2 separate regions of the Homo sapiens genome follow, and region 2 is linked to region 1. Evidence: read pairs that join two places in POLR2A ChIA-PET (ENCODE). Cell type or tissue: GM12878. All regions are shown on one strand. Links, peaks and the distances in the headings refer to the core of each region. The heading gives the core; the rest is flanking DNA. Region 1 overlaps UBE2K (ubiquitin conjugating enzyme E2 K). Region 2 has its middle 15 kb from the start of N4BP2.

What was found. ChIA-PET counts read pairs that join two places held together with the same protein. Peaks named below come from ENCODE experiments on the same cell type or tissue, not always from the same donor. Only the 100,000 strongest peaks of a DNase experiment are listed, where the experiment ranks them.
Region 2: POLR2A ChIA-PET joins it to region 1 with 14 read pairs; 5 of 35 experiments call an interaction of 5 or more read pairs at or near these places.

What each region holds. Positions count from the first base shown.
Region 1 is chr4:39,729,325-39,737,658 of GRCh38, reverse strand. UBE2K (ubiquitin conjugating enzyme E2 K) reads right to left here. Exons shown (of 7, transcript NM_005339.5): 2 at 146-239. Among named protein-coding and RNA genes, the nearest start is that of UBE2K, 35 kb to the right of the region's middle. RefSeq lists an enhancer at 4,616-4,695. In GM12878, for the core only: no CTCF peak of the experiment used is centred there; no DNase peak of the experiment used is centred there; H3K27ac peaks cover 495 bases.
Region 2 is chr4:40,037,709-40,046,042 of GRCh38, reverse strand. It overlaps the pseudogene LOC344967. Among named protein-coding and RNA genes, the nearest start is that of N4BP2, 15 kb to the left of the region's middle. In GM12878, for the core only: no CTCF peak of the experiment used is centred there; no DNase peak of the experiment used is centred there.

The sequences.
Region 1 (8,334 bases), core at 208-8,207:
AATTTAGTATTTTTTAAATTGCTGTTTATCTAAACCAAATGAAGTTACCCTCCATATAATTTATAGATGTTTAAGATTATTCTGATTAAATGTTTCAGACAAGTTCTAATACGCACAATATTTTGATACAGAAAAAAGTACTTGCCTTCATATGGTGTGTCTGGAGGTCCTGCTATTTCTCCTCTTAATTCTGTAAAATTCTCATCTACAAGATCTACTTTAATTTGATTTTTGCTCGTCTTAAAAATAAACAGAAAATAAATGTTAGTTATGTCAGCAAGAAAAACGCCTAAAGTATTACCTATAAAAAATCTTGAAACCCCCTCTTTCATAAGCTTGATTATCTGCTCTAGTAAAATAAGTCTCGGCTTTTCTAGGACTTAATTATCCAGTTTTAAGAATATTTAAAACAAACTAATAAATTCTAACTTCATTGTTTTAAACGAAATAACACCACTATGAACAACAATACAATGGCTTCTTGACTTTCTAGGAATGTTATTAGGGAAAAATAGTATAAAAGCTATTTTATGTTTGCCAATTCCATGTATATCAGGCCCAAAGCGATAAATCTAATCATCCACAGATGAACACTAAGATATTATATTCTGCACTATACCCCCACGATACATGGGTTCTGCTTAAACAGAAAATTCAGGGTCATTAAAAGCCATTTAGGCCATAAACTCTCACTTGAACTAACCATAACAACTTTAAATGTTTAGTTTAACTGACTGAAATAGTACACTATCCACCAGAATGGTGAAAGCTCTAGCTACCTAACAGATTCTCCTTTCCATGAAAAATTCCAGAGGACTAAATGCCTCAAAAGAAAAGGCCTTCTTCAATTTGTTTTTCTGCTTAGTTTATTAAAACGGCAACTACCTACTTCAAAAAACCAGATTTCTACTTTAAATTTATCTACATTGACTTATTTTGCACTTTAAACTACTCCAAGTACTTTCCTATCTATAGCATTACTGAGTCTCTTAACCTTATGACAGTCCATTCTCAGAGCCATGATAACCTTAAATGATTCAGAAAACCATCCAGTGGGACTCACATTAACATTCGTAAGTGCCTGCCAGCAAATGGGCTCTCCACTTATATTCTCAAACCTATGTTAAAAATACAGTAAATCCTCTCGATTTTTTAAACCAAAATCCCTAAAGAACAGGTTACATCTTCCTTTTTTTGAGACGGAGTCTTGCTCTTGCTGCCCAGGCTGGAGTGCGATGGCACGATCTCGGCTCACTGCAACCTCCACCTCCTGGGTTCAAGTGACTCTCCTGCTTCAGCCTCCTGAGTAGCTGGGATTACAGGCACCCACTACCATGCTCAGCTAATTTTTGTTATTTTTAGTCAAGACGGGGTTTCGCCACGTTGGCCAGGCTTGTCTCGAACTCCTGACCTCGCGATACGCCCGCCTTGGCCTCCCAAAGTGCTGGGATTATAGACGTGAGGCACCGTGCCCGGCCTATATCTTCATTTTTTTTGGTTAGAATTCCATATTGTTACCTGATTGACACAACATATCTACTCTTATGTTTTTTGCTTTTAGACTGACTTTCTTAAACTTGATTACTAGATGAAACAGTGTAAGAATTACTGTCTTTGGCTTCCTCCTCCAACCCAAAAAAAAAAACCACAATTTTTACTCTTTTTCTATGTTAAATATTTTTTAGTACAGAACGTTTAGTTCATAAACAATACATGACTTAAAACCCATATTTTTCAAAGTTCACATCACTCCAAATTAATCCTGTTTTTTAATAAAAACATAGGATTTAAAAACTTACTTTCTAATTAGTACTTTTTTTTACATTTTTCTGAAAATATTTTTTATCCAAAAACTAAATTTAACTATAAATATGTACAATAAGAAACTACTTCTTATGCCCTAAAAAATCATTAACAACTTTGGTATTTGTGGTAGAGGAGAAAATGTACATTTTAGCAACAGTAAAACTACTCTGATGGCCGGGCGCGGTGGCTCATGCCTGTAATCCCAGCACTTTGGGAGGCTGAGGCGGGCAGATCACGAGGTCAGGAGATCGAGACCATCCTGGCTAACACGGTGAAACCCTGTCTCTACTAAAAATACAAAAAAATTAGCCAGGTGTGGTGGCGGGCACCTGCAGTCCCAGCTACTCGGGAGGCTGAGGCAGGAGAATGGTGTGAAACCAGGAGGCGGAGCTTGCAGTGAGCCGAGATCACGCCACTGCACTCCAGCCTGGGTGACAGAACGAGACTCCGTCTCAAAAAAACCAAAAACACAAAAATTTAGTTGGGCATGGTGGTGCACACCTGTAGTCCTGCTACTCGGGAAGCTGAGGCAGGAGAATCACTTGAACCAGGGAGACGGAGGTTGCAATGAGCCAAGATCGTGCCACTGCACTATGGCCTGGGTGAAAGAGCGAGACTCCATCTCAAAATAAATAAATAAATAAAAATAAAAAATTGTCTAGTATCTATGCATAATGTTAAAAGAAAATTGGAGGCATCCAACTTTCACTGACCAATTTAAGAAGCCAGTGTTAACTTACACTTGCATTTCTCCTCTTAAGGCTTCTTACAGGAATAATCATCTTGCTAATCATCAATGCTTTCAAAGATCTCGATAGCTTTCCACAATCCCCCCTCCAAAAAGTAGTATGTAAATAACCCAAAGATGATAGGATACTAAAGGATCTGATTAAAGTTTTTTGGGAAAGGAGAGGGAGATTAGAAAAGCTGCTTTTTGGGACTGCCCAAATCTCTGGCTAGTAAAATGCTAAATAATTATTCCTTTTCATACCTCTGTCCTTATTTCTGTCTACATCACCCCCAAATTATTATTATTTGTTTAAGACACGGTCTCACTCCCATCACCCTGGCTGGAATGCAGCAGTGCGATCTCAGCTCACTGCACCTCAACTTCCCAAGCTCAGGTGATTCTCCCACCTCGGCCTAACCAGTCGCTGGGACGAGAGGTGTGCACCACCATGCCTGGCTAAAGTTTTAAATTTTTAGTAGAGAGGGGGTTTTGCCATGTTTCTCAGGCTGGTCTTGAACTCCTGGGCTCAAGTGATCCACCACCTTTGGCCTCCTGCCTTGGCCTCCAAAAGTGCTGCGATTACAGGTGTGAGGTACCGCATCCAGCCCCCAAATTATAAGTCAGAAAAAAATTGCTCTTTTTTTCACTCTATAGAAAGAACATTATTATTGTATGAAAAAATGTACTAAATAAGCTCAAGAAAATACCATCATCATGATGAATTACATTATGAAAAAGCATTCTGGTCAGGTGCATGCGGTGGCTCGTGCCTGTAATCCCAACAGTTTGGGAGGCCAAGGCAGATCACTGAGTCAAGAGTTTGAGGCCAACATGGTGAAATCCGGAAAAATTAGCCGGGCATGGTGGTGTGTGCCTGTAGTCCCCGCTACTTGGGAGGTTGAGGCACGAGAATCGTTTGAATCCAGGGTGTGGAGGTTGGAGTGAGCCGAGATTTCGCCATTGCACTCCAGTTTGGGTAACACAGTGAGACTCTGTCTCAAAAAAAAAAAAAAAAAATTCTAGAGGGCTTAGAATAGGGTCTTTATTTGCACAGAACTAAAGATAAAAAGAAAACAAAGTTAAGCCAAAAATTTTTCACAGCTCAATTTTCCATCAAGCAACAATTATTCTTTATACCACCACAGTTTAATTCAAACATCCAGTTATTTCACAATCTAAAACTCCAATCCCCCTGCTCCCACAAGCGAACTTAAAGTCTTACTTTAAGAGTCAGGAACTATAAGCAAGACATGGAGAATGGTGAAAGATGACAGTATTACAAAAGTCATGGCCTTTGGAGTAAGACATATGTGTGCTGAATCCTAGTTCTGTCGCTTACTTGTGGTATTCATTCAGGTATAACACTTAACACCTAACTCTCAATTTTATTACTGTAAAATGAGAATACTTTCAGAATTAAGTTTCTTGGATAGAAGTAAGCAGCATAGTTCCCCTTTCCCTAACAACATTAACTATAAAACCTTTAATTTGGCTGGGTGCAGTGGCTCACGACTGTAATCCCAACACTTTGGGAGGCCAAGGCGGGTGGATCATTTGAGGTCAGGAGTTTGAGACTAGCTTGGCCAACATGGTGAAACCCCATCTCTACTAAAAATACAAAAATTAGCCAGGTGTGCTGACAGGCACCTGTAGTCCCAGCTACTCGGGAGACTGAGGCAGAAGAATGGCTTGAACTTGGGAGGTGGAGGTTGCAGTGAGCCGAGATTGCACCACTACATGCAGCCTGGATGATAGACCGAGATTCTGTCTCAAAAAAAAAAAAAAAAAAATTAAAGCCCGATTTTACAAAATTAATTTCACAGTCCTGTTTCCACAGTCTAAGAAAAAAATGTAGTATCTAAAAATAAATAATAAAATAATGTGTTATTCACTTCAATGACTGCAACAACCAAGGCAGCTGTAGCTTTTGGGTGAAATTCTGAAGAATTGTGTTATCACTGTAAATTTTTCATAAGGATAGGTCAAAGATTGCTTTTCTAAACTTTCTTCTCCCAACTCAGCTAAACACATAGCGGGACCTCTGGTTGTTTTTTTTTTTTTTTTTTTTTTTCCTGATGTTCCCTGGGGGCTTCAAGGCATTTCTAATGCACAAAAGGAACAGAGATATATAAAAGCTATAGCAGCTAGGCCAGGCAGGATGTTTCACCCCTGTAATTCCAGTACTCTAGGAGGCCGAGGCAGATGAATCATTTGAGGCAAGAAACTTGAGACCAGCCTGGCCCATATGGCAAAACCCTGTCTCTACTACAAATACAAAAATTAACTGGGCATGGTAGCACATGTCTGTAATCCCAGCTACTCAGGAGGCTGAGGCATGAGAATTGCTTGAACCCGGGAGGCAGAGGTTGCAGTGAACCAAGATCACACCACTGCACTCCAGCCTGGGCTACGAAGCAAGACTCTGTCACCAAAAAAAAAAAAAAAAAAAAGAGGGAAGAAGCTATAGAAGTTAGCAATTTTCAAATCAACTATTTTATTAAGATATACATGAAGCATGCAAAATAGCACATAACGTTGAAGCTAATTTGAATGAGATAAAAAAAACATTATTGTCAACAACCAACAGTGAAGAACTCAAAGCGGTTCTAATGTATTTCCAAGGCCATCTCTCAGTGAAATGATATTGTCATTGTTACCATCATCACTGTAAAAATTCTTTCAAATAATGACTAGGTTCTAGTATATGCTATCTCAAATGTTAGTGAACAAAACCTAAGTCCCTGCCCACTTGGAGCTTACATTCTAGTGGGAAAAACTAAACACTGGAAGATTTTATCATTTAAGGACTAAATACAAAGTATATTGTTGTTTAACCTTTTTAAAACTTACTAGCTATGAACAAGTTAATTAACTACTTTGTACTCCAGTTTCATCCTCTGTCAACTAAGGATAAGATAGTTCCTCATAGGGTTCGCTGGTGAATTTAACGAATAAAGTATATAGAACAATGCCTGCCACACAGTAAATGCTAAATTTATCATTGTAATATGCTGACTCTTGATAATGATGTTGGGGCAGAAAATTTTAACCCAAAGCAAATACTGTATTTTTTAAAGAGAATAATTAACAATATTAGCCTCACTTCTATTTATTTTTTAAAAAATGCTCTAAAATAAAATTTAAATCCAAATCTCAAATAAGACAAATATAATTCTAAATGCCCCCTAAAGTTACAAGTAATTCTTATTGATATAAAAAAATTATTATTTGTTTCCTAGTCAAGCCACAACTGTTTTAGGAGCCCTGCTCATCATTGTCATGCATATGTAAAAGTGAAATTTAGTTCTTCCTAATTTAGTTGGAAATAATACTTTAAAAGCTTAACAGTTGCCATTATTTTCTCATAATTTAATATAAATGACTTATCTTTCCCCTATTATTCAAAGGCCTAAGAAATACACTCGATTTCTACCTTCTAGGCAGTTAAATTTTTTTTTTATTTTTTTGAGATGGAGTCTTGCTGTGTTGCCCAGCTCACTGCAACCTCTGACTCCTGGGTTCAAGGAATTCTCCTGCCTCAGCCTCCCAAGTAGCTGGGATTACAGGCGCCCGCCACCACGCCTGGCTAATTTTTTTGTATTTGTACTAGAGACAAGGTTTCATCATGTTGGCCAGGGTGGTCTCAAACTCCTGACCTCTGGTGATCCACCTGCCTCGGCTTCCCAAAGTGCTGGGATTACAGGTGTGAGCCACCGTGTTTTCTGAAGCTTATGGCACATAACAGTCCCAAAGCAGAAGTGACATGAAAACAAAGGGATTGGGAGAATAATGAAAAACTGAGGCCATGGAGACACATGTATGATCCTTACTAAAAACAAGTTCTAGACGAGCAGTATCCAATACAATATAATGTAAGCCACTATGTAAATTTAAAATTTTCTGATATCCACATTGAAAAGAGTACAAGATGGCCGGGCGCCGTGGCTCATGCCTGTAATCCCAGCACTTTGGGAGGCTGAGGCAGGCGGATCACCTGACGTCAGGAGTTCGAGACCAGCTGAGGCAGGAGAATCGCTTGAACCCGGGAGGCAGAGGTTGCAGTGAGTTGAGATCGTGCCACTGCACTCTAGCCTGGGCGACAAAGCAAGACTCTGTCTTGAAAATAAAAGATAAAAATAGTACAAGAGACTGGACATAGTGGCACACTCCTGTAAATCCCAGCTACTTGAAATTCTAAGGCAGGAGAACTGCTTGAACCCGAGAGGCGGAGGTTGCAGTGAGCAGAGATCACGCCACTGCACTCCACCGGACAACAGAGTGAGACTCTGTCTCAAAAAAAAAAAAAAAAAAAGAAGCTATAGCAGCTAGCAATTATTATTATTATTATTTTTTGAGACGGAGTCTCACTCTGTTGCCCAGGCTGGAGTGCAGTGGCGCAATCTCAGCTCACTGCAAACTCCACCTCTTGGGGGTTCAAGCGATCCTTCTGCCTTAGCCTCCTGAGTAGCTGCAATTATAGGCGCCCACCACCATGCCCGGCTAATTGCTGAATTTTTGGTAGAGATGGGGTTTCACCATGTTGGCCAGGCTGGTCTTGAACTCCTGACCTCAAGATCTACCAGCCTCAGCCTCCCAAAGTGCTGGGATTACAGGCTAAGCCACCACACCAGGCTGCAGCTAGCATTTTTTAAATCACACCTGTAATCCCAACACTTTGTGGGGCAAAGGAGGGAGGATCACTTGAGCCCAGGAGCTTAAGACCCGCCTGGGCCATATAGTGAAACTCCCATCTCTACAGCGTGGAAAAAAAACAAAAAAAACAAAAAACGTGTGTCTGTAATCCCAGCTATTCAGGAAGTTGAAGTGGGAGAATCACTTGAGCCCAAGAGGTCAAGGGTGCAGTAAGCTATGACTGTGCCACTACACACCAGCCTGTGTGACAGAGTGAGACTCCATCTCTTAAAAAAAAAAGTTAAGTTCTGGACTTCTGTCAAACTTTACTCAATCTACAATGAAGAGTAATTCAAGTCTGAATTTATCAATTCCATGAATATTTACTAAGTACTTGCTATTTGCAAGGCATTATAACAGATATTGGTAGTATAATGATCAACTAGAAATTTTCTCTAACCTGTATCAATAGTTATTTCATTCTAAGGTACTGAAGAACTAATTATATAATTTTTAAATGAAGTACAGGATACTATGAAGAACATTTAGCAGACAGAAAATCTAGAAAGTAAGAGGAAGCTTCCTTGAGGAAATTAGTTTTAAAAGACTTAACTTTAGGAAAAGCCAGCACTTAAGGCAGAGCGTACACGCTGTGCAAAATGGAGGCAAACGAGGACTTGACAGGTTTAGGAATTGAAATGCCGCCAATGTGACTACAATACAAAGAATGAAAATGATGAAATGAGGCAGGAGAAGCAGTCAAAAGCCAGATTATTCAGGGTCATGAAGAATAATAAAAATTTGAAGTGTTGTAACAATCAGATCTGGGTCTCTTAGAGATCACCTGGCTGGAGTAGGGGGAAATGGCTGGAGGGGGATTAGAGAGAATACTTAGGAAACCAGTGAGAGATGCCAATAAAGTCCAGTGCAATGAAAAGAAGATGAATTAAGGCAGACAGGAAGTAAAATCTAAAGGACTTAGTTACTAACTAAAAGCTATGATCTTAGAAGAGGGGATTTTTTGCTGGGTGGATGACAGTATAATAAAGATAAGGAAACAAAGAATTGAGAAGTCAGGGTTTGAGGGAGAGGGGAAAAATCAGTTTGAGACATGTTGGATACAAGGTATCTGTGAAAATCCAAAGAACCAAGTAGGTAAATGAAAA
Region 2 (8,334 bases), core at 111-8,110, 310 kb before region 1:
GTCCCAGAATGGTATTCATAAGGCAACTCCTAGAGTTCAATAGCCTGCAAATGAAGTTAAATATATTAAATATATTTTATATAAGCATGATATCATAATGCTCCAAAAATATCATACACTCCAAAAAATGACAGAATGGCAGCAAAAAAAGCTGCATATATGTTTATGCTTTTTTTTTTTTTTTTTTTTGAGACAGTCTCACTCTGTCTCCTGGACTGGAGACTGGCATGATCACAGCTTATTGCAGCCTCAAACTCCCTGGGCTCAGGTGATCCTCCCACCTCAGCCTCCTAATAGGTGGGACCACAGGCATGTGCCACCATACTCAGCTAATAATTATATTTTTTGTAGACACAGGGTTTTGCCGTGCTCCCTAGGCTGGTCTCAAACTCCTGAGCTCAAGCAATCTGCCTGCCACAGCCTCCCAAATTGCTGAGATTACAGGCGTGAGCCACTGTGTTCGGCCTGTTCACACATTTTTTATGTAAGATGAATTTAAACTGGATGATAAAATTGTCTCTCATGTGAAATAAGTCAGAATAATTGCATTATAAATACTAAGGTTAAAAAAGCGTAATTTATTTCTATCATTGAAATACCATTGAAAAATTGAATAACATTATTTAAATACCAGGAACCAACCATACCATTCAAGCAATATTTCTTGAAAATTCATTAGGGATATCATAAAAGTATAAGACATGGCCCCTGTCCTTAAGGAGCTTTGTTATAATTTATGTGAGGTAAGACAGATACAAAGCATCATCATTGTTATTTTTACTAACAGAAGTAGTATGGTGAAGTGGAAAATAATACAGGCTTTTAAATCTTAGGTGTAGATCCATATTTTTAGTTCTGCCATCCCATTAATGTATGATCTCTGCAAAGATACTTAACTGCTCCTAGGCTCAATTTCTTTAATTCTACAGTGGGGATAAGGATGCTAATTTTTTTGTTTGTTTTTTGTTTTAGAAAGGGTCTCACTCTTTTGCCCAGGCTGGGGTGCACTGGCACTATCTCGGCTCACTGCAACCTCTGCCTCTGGAACTCGAAGGATCATCCCACCTCAGCCTCCCAGGTATCAGGGACTACAGGCACATGCCACCATGCCCGGCTAACTTTTGTATTTTTGGTAGAGACGGGGTTTTGCCATGTTGCCCAGGCTGGTCTCAAACTCCTGAGCTCAAGTGATCCACCTGCCTCGGCCTCCCAAAATACTGGGATTACAGGTGTGAGCCACCGCACCCAGCCAGGATGCTAAATTTAAAGGACTGGTTTTTAGCCAGGCTTGGTGTCAAGAGCCTGTAATCCCAGCTACTCGGGAAACTGAGACAGGATAATTGCTTGAACTTGGGAGGTGGAAGTTGCAGTGAGCCAAGATCGCGCCACTGTACTCCAGCCTGGGTGACAGAGTGACAGCCTGTCTAAAAAAAAGAAAAAAGAAAAAAAAAGAACATGTTTTGTTTTGTTTAGTTTTCTTTAGAGATGGGGATCTCACTATGTTGCCCAGGCTGGTCTATGAACTCCTGGGCCCAAGCGATCTTCCCTCATCAGCCTCCCAAAATGGTGGGATTACAGGCCTGAGACACTGTGCCCGGCCAGGACAGTTGCAAGAATTAAATTGCATTATAGATGCAAATACCTAAGTAAACGCTCGATATGTGTCAGGTGTTCGAAAAATACTAGTTTATTCTCCATCTGAATTGAAGGGATTGAATATTTTCTAACTCGTTTCTACTTATTGATAAATAATAGTTTTATTATTGGTGAATTTTAAAATTGAAGTTAGCTAAAACTGCAATCATTTTAACAACCAAAACTTTAATTTTCTCAACACTAAAACTCAATTCCGCGCCAGGCCTGCCAGACACCTGCGCCCTCCTGCAGCCACCGCCACAGCTGCCAGCATGTCTGGCCCAGACATCAAGACGCCGACCGCCATCCAGATCTGCCGGATTATGCGGACGCTAATGTGGCCCGCAATGTCTAGGCGGGACCATCCTGAAGATGATCAAAGAGGCGGGCGCCATCATCAGCACCCGGCATTGCAATCCGCAGAACGGGGATCGCTGTGTGGCCGCTCTGGCTCGGGTCGAGTGCACCCACTTCCTGTGGCCCATGTGCATCGGTGAGGTGGCCCACGTCAGCGCGGAGATCACCTACACCTCCAAGCACTCTGTGGAGGTGCAGGTCAACATGATGTCCGAAAACATCCTCACAGGTGCCAAAAAGCTGACCAATAAGGCCACCCTCTGGTATGCGCCCCTGTCGCTGACGAACGTGGACAAGGTCCTCGAAGAGCCTCCTGTTGTGTATTTCCGGCAGGAGCAGGAGGAGGAGGGCCAGAAGCGGTACAAAACCCAGAAGCTGGAGCGCATGGAGACCAACTGGAGGAACGGGGACATCGTCCAGCCAGTCCTCAACCCAGAGCCGAACACTGTCAGCTACAGCCAGTCCAGCTTGATCCACCTGGTGGGGCCTTCAGACTGTACCCTGCACAGCTTCGTGCATGAAGGGGTGACCATGAAGGTCATGGACGAGGTCGCCGGGATCTTGGCTGCACGCCACTGCAAGACCAACCTCGTCACAGCCTCCATGGAGGCCATTAATTTTGACAACAAGATCAGAAAAGGCTGCATCAAGACCATCTCCGGACGCATGACCTTCACGAGCAATAAGTCCGTAGAGATCGAGGTCTTGGTGGATGCCGACTGTGTTGTGGACAGCTCTCAGAAGCGCTACAGGGCCGCCAGTGTCTTCACCTAAGTGTCGCTGAGCCAGGAAGGCAGGTCGCTGCCCATGCCCCAGCTCGTGCCGGAGACCCAGGACGAGAAGGGCTTTGAGGCCTGGCTCGGTGGCTCACGCCTATAATCCCAGCACTTTAGGATGCTGAGGCAGGCGGATCACTTGACGTCAGGAGTTCAAGACCAGCCTAGCCAACATGGCAAAACCCCATCTCTACTAAAAATACAAAACTTAACTGGGCGTGGTGGCAGGCGCCTATAATCCCAGCTACTCAGGAGGCTGAGGCAGGACAATCTCTTGAACCTGGGAGGCAGAGGTTGCAGTGAGCCAAGATCATGCCACTGCTCTCCAGCCTGGGCAACAAGAGCAAAACTCCGTCTCAAAAAAAAAAAAAAAAAAAAAAAAAAAAAAAAAAAACTAGAACTCAAATATCCAGGATTTTTAATCAGGTAACTAATGTAGATAAGGGGGAAAAAACTAAGAATATACTGATTTATGCCAGGCGCGATGGCTCACGCCTGTAATCCCAGCTCTCAGGGAAGCAGAGGTGGGAGGATAGCTTGAACCCAGGAGTTCAAGACCTGACTGGGCGATATAGTGAGACCCCGTTCTCCACAAAAAGGAAGAAAAAAAAAGACAAAAAAAAAAATAAGCGTAAGAATATACTGATTTACCTGGAAAAATGTTATTTGTAATCCCAACTTGCTCTCTGAATGTAATAATATCACGTAACATCAGTGACTTTTGTTTTGTTTTGTTTTTTGAGGCAGACTTTCGGTCTTGTTGCCCAGGCTGGAGTGCAGTGGCATGATCTCAACTCACTGCAACCTCCGCCTCTCAGGTTCAAGCAATTCTCCTGCCTCAGACTCCCCAGTAGCTGGGATTACAGGCTTCTACCACCATGCCTGACTAATTTTTTGTATTTTTAGTAGAGATGGGGTTTCATCACGTTGGTCAGGGTGGTCTCAAACTCCTGACCTCAGGTATTCCACCTGCCTCAGTCTGCCAAAGTGCTGGGATTACAGGCGTGAGCCATCACACCTGGCCAGCGACTTTTTAATATATAAAACCATGCCTTGGGCTGGGCTCGGTGGCTCACCCTGTAATCCCAGCACTTTGGGAGGCTGAGGCGGGTGGATCACCTGAGGTCAGGAGTTCGAGACCAGTCTGACCAACATGGTGAAAACCCTGTCTCTACTACAAATACAAAAATTAGCCATGCATGGTGGTGTGCGCCTGTAGTCTCAGCTACTCAAGAGACTGAGGCAGGAGAATCCCTTGAACCCGGGAGGCAGAGGTTGCAGTGAGCCGAGATTGAGCCACTGCACTCCAGCCTCAGCAACAGAGCTAGACTCCGTCTCAAAACAACAACAACAAAAACTTGTTCCAAATCAGAAATCAATCATAATTTATAGCATAATGTCATTGGGTTTTCTCATTTTTCTTTTGGCTAAGTACAAAATATAGGAGGATTTGGGCCCGGTGCAGTGGCTCACACCTGTAATCCCAGCACTTTGGGAGTCCGAGGTGGGCAGATCACTTGACGTCAGGAGTTTGGGACCAGCCTGGCCAACACGGTGAAACCCTGTCTCTACTAGAAATACAAAAATTAGCTGGGCATGGTAGAGTGTACATGTAACCTCAGCTATTTAGGAGGCTGAAGCAGGAGAATCGCTTGAACCCGGGAGGCGGAGGTTGCAGTGAGCAGAGATCGCACCATTAGGAGGCTGGAGTGTAGTGCCAATATCTCAGCTCACTCCAGTTTAAGCCTCCTGGGCTCAAGGATTCTCCCACCTCAGCCTTCCGAGTAACTGGGATCAAAGGCACATAGCACCACACCAAGCCAGTTTTTAAATTTTTTGTAGACAAGGATATGGGGTCTCACTATATTGCCTTGGCTGGTCTCCAACTCCTGGGCTCAAAGGATCCTACAGCAGCAGCCTCCCAAAGTGCTGGGATTACAGGCTTGAGCCACCGCACCCAGCCTCAATTTTTTTCTTCTGATTTTAAAGGAAATTGAAACATTTTCATGGACCCTAGGCACTATGGGTATAATTGACCCTAGGCACTGCCTGCTGTGCCTAATGAAGAAGTTGGCCCTGGACAACACTGAACACACTGGACCAAGTAATGCTTAAATCCCAAAGGAAGTGTGTACTCTTGAGGGAAATGAGAGGAAATGAGGCAAGCATACCTAAGTTGTTCTTCCTGATTTACCAATCAGATGAGTTACTCTCTGCCTTGGATTACAATGGATAAAGGGAAAGCAAGGAGTGCATCACTCCAGCTCAACTCACATGAAAGAAAATCGCGGTAGAGAAAAAGCAACCCTCTCTGAGCAATTCTATTCTTAAGGCTGAAATGATTGCATTCGGTTATCGTAATTAGATAACACTGGTCTTTTATGATTACCGAGCTAATTCTTCTTGCTCCAGATTCCTGTTTACCAGAAAATCTGAGGATAACTAGGCTTCCCATGTAGATTATCCTGCAAGGAAAGAATATCTCAAGCAGGCCAGGTGTGGTGTCTCACGCCTGTAATCCCAGCACTTTGGGAGGCCCAGGCGGGTGGTTCACTTGAGACCAGGAGTTCGAGACCAGCCTGGGCAGCATGGCAAAATCTCATCTTTACCAAAAATACAAAACATTAGCTGGGTATGGTGGCTTGCGCCTGTAGACCCAGCTACTCAGGAGTCTGAGGTGGGAGGATGGCTTGAGCCCAGGAGGTAGAGGTTGCAGTGAGCTGAGATCGTATTGCACTCCAGCCTGAGTGACAGAGTGAGACCCTGTCTCAAAAACAAAACAAAAAATCTCAAGCGGCTGATAAATATACAATCTGAATATACAATCTGCTGTCTGGTTACATTTCTTATTATGAGGTAGCAAATTAACATTCTGGTTTATATATTCTCACAAAAGACTGGTTGGCATGAGAATCCATGGATTCATTTAACTCATTCATATAACTGACTTGACCATGTTATTAAACTGGAAATGTTGAGGTTCAAATTCTAAACCATAAAGGCTTAATCCAAGGTACTATAACCTAGCCAGCAAGTTTGTATTAGCTGCAATTCAATTTTCCCATTTTCTAACTACAACACACTCCCCAGTCCTCACACCTTTCTTATAATCCTATGTCCTCAAATTAGCTGAGTGGGGGAATCCGAGGGCACAAAAAAGGAGGAAACATTCCAGCAAAATGTTTCTGATTTTTTCTTTCTTTTTTTTTTTTTTTTTGAGATAGAGTCTAGCTCTGTCACCCAGGCTGGAGTACAGTCGCACGATCTCGACTCACTGCAACCTCCGCCTCCTGGGTTCAAGCAATTCTTCTGCCTCAGCCTCCCAAGTAGCTGGGACTACAGGCACGCACCACCATGCCCAGCTAAATTTTGTATTTTTCGTACAGATGAGGTTTCACCATATTGGCCAGGCTGGTCTCGAACTCCTGACCCTGTGATCCGCCCTCCTTGGCCTCCCAAAGTGCTGGGATTACAGGCATGAGCCACCATGCCTGGCCGTCTAATTTTTCCTGTTTTCTTTTCTCTCTCTCTCTCTCCTTTTTTTTTTTTTTGATGGAGACAGGGTCACTGCAGCCTAGACCTCCAGGACTCCCACTCCCTCCAGGATTCTCTCACCTCAGCCTCCCGATTAGTTCATGCCACCATGCCCAGCTAATTTTTTTTTTTTTTTTAGATGAAGTTTCACTCTTGTTGCCCAGGCTGGAGTGCAATGGCACAACCTCAGCTCACTACAACGTCCGCCTCCTGGGTTCAAGTGATGCTCCTGTCTCAGCCTCCCAAGTAGCTGGGATTACAGGTGCCCGCCACCACACCCAGCTTATTTTTGTATTCTTAGTAGAGACAGGGTTTCACCATGTTGGCCAGACTGGTCTTGAACTCTTGACCTCAGGTGATCCACCGGCCTCAGCCTCCCAAAGTGCTAGGATTACAGGCGTGAGCCACCATGCCCGGCCGTGAATTATTATTTTCTTCCGGGTCTATCGAATGTCAAGGAATTTTTAATGCATGACTGTTCTCCATGGCTCATAATTAAAGAAGGGTTAGTCATTAGCAGCTGGTTCTGTGTAAAGCAAGTCATATCCTTTATGACAAATTATCTCTTGGAAATTTTCATTTAGTCTTAACCACCTCCATGGCCAGACAAGATGTCATCTTGGATCAAGATACGGAAGAACTGGTGACACAACAAAGTTTGTAATGGAGCATGTCAATAGTTATACTCTTTCATCAAACATGTGTTCAGAGCCAGTGAAGTGCTGGTCAGCCTAACAGAATTGGAGGCAGGAAAGTATGATTTAGCTGTGTGCCCAGAAAGAAAATGAAACAGATTTGGCTGAATACTTATTAATCTCTGCCTCAACAACTAGGATTATATTCCCATTTCATAGGAAATGGAGGCACTGAGAGAATGAGTAACAAGCCTAAGGCCACATAGGTAGAAAAAATGATATAATCATAATGTAGTTGTGTTTCAAACTCAGTCCTGTTCAGTTCAATAAACATTTGTCCAGTCCTCATTCTATGATATGTCCTGTGAATTGGCATTGAGAATGCAGCCATGAACCCCATTGAAGAACTTTATCAGCTTCCAGCCACCAAGACAGAAAACCCATCTACAGGACCACTCATGCCTTCTGCCAGCCTTCTTGGTACCATGGGAGAGGTATAGCTCCTCCTAACTAAGGCTACTCTTTCCCCTGTGTTTTATTTATTTATTTTATTTTTATTTTATTTTATTTTACTGAGACAGGGTCTTGCTTTGTCTCCCAGGCTGGAGTGCAGTGATGTGATCTCGGCTCACTGCAACCTCCGCCTCCCGGGTTCAAGTGATTCTCGTGCTTCAGCCTCCCGAGTAGCTGGGATTACAGGCACACAGCACCATGCCCAGCTAATTTTTGTGGTTTTAGTAGAGATAGGGTTTCACCACGTTGGCCAGGCTGGTGTCAAACTCCTGACCTCAAGTGATCTGCCCACCTCAGCCTCCCAAAGTGCTGGGATTACAGGTGTGAGCCACCTCACCCAGCCTCCCCTGTGTTTTAGATCCCACCCTCATACCCTTTATTCTCCTTGAAAAAAAAAAACAAAAAACTTTTTATTTTGAAATAATTTTACACTTACAAAAAAGTTACAAAAATAGTACAGAATTCACATATACCCTTCACCCAGCTTCCTCTAATGTTAAAAACATGCACAGGCATAGTACAATGATCAAAACTATGAAGTTAACATTACTAAATCACTAATCACTATAAACTATATACCTTATTTGGATTTTGCCAGTTTTCCCCCTAATGTCCTTTTTTTTTTTTGAGATGGAGTCTCGCTCTGTCGCCCAGGCTGGAGTGCAGTGGCGTGATCTCGGCTCACTGCAAGCTCCGCTTCCCGGTTCACGCCATTCTCCTGCCTCAGCCTCCAAAGTAGCTGGGACTACAGGCACCCACCACCACGCGTGGCTAATTTTTTGTATTTTTAGTAGAGACAGGGTTTCGCCATGTTAGTCAGGATGGTCTGGATCTCCTGACCTCGTGATCTGCTCGCCTTGGCCTCCCAAAGTTCTGGGATTAGA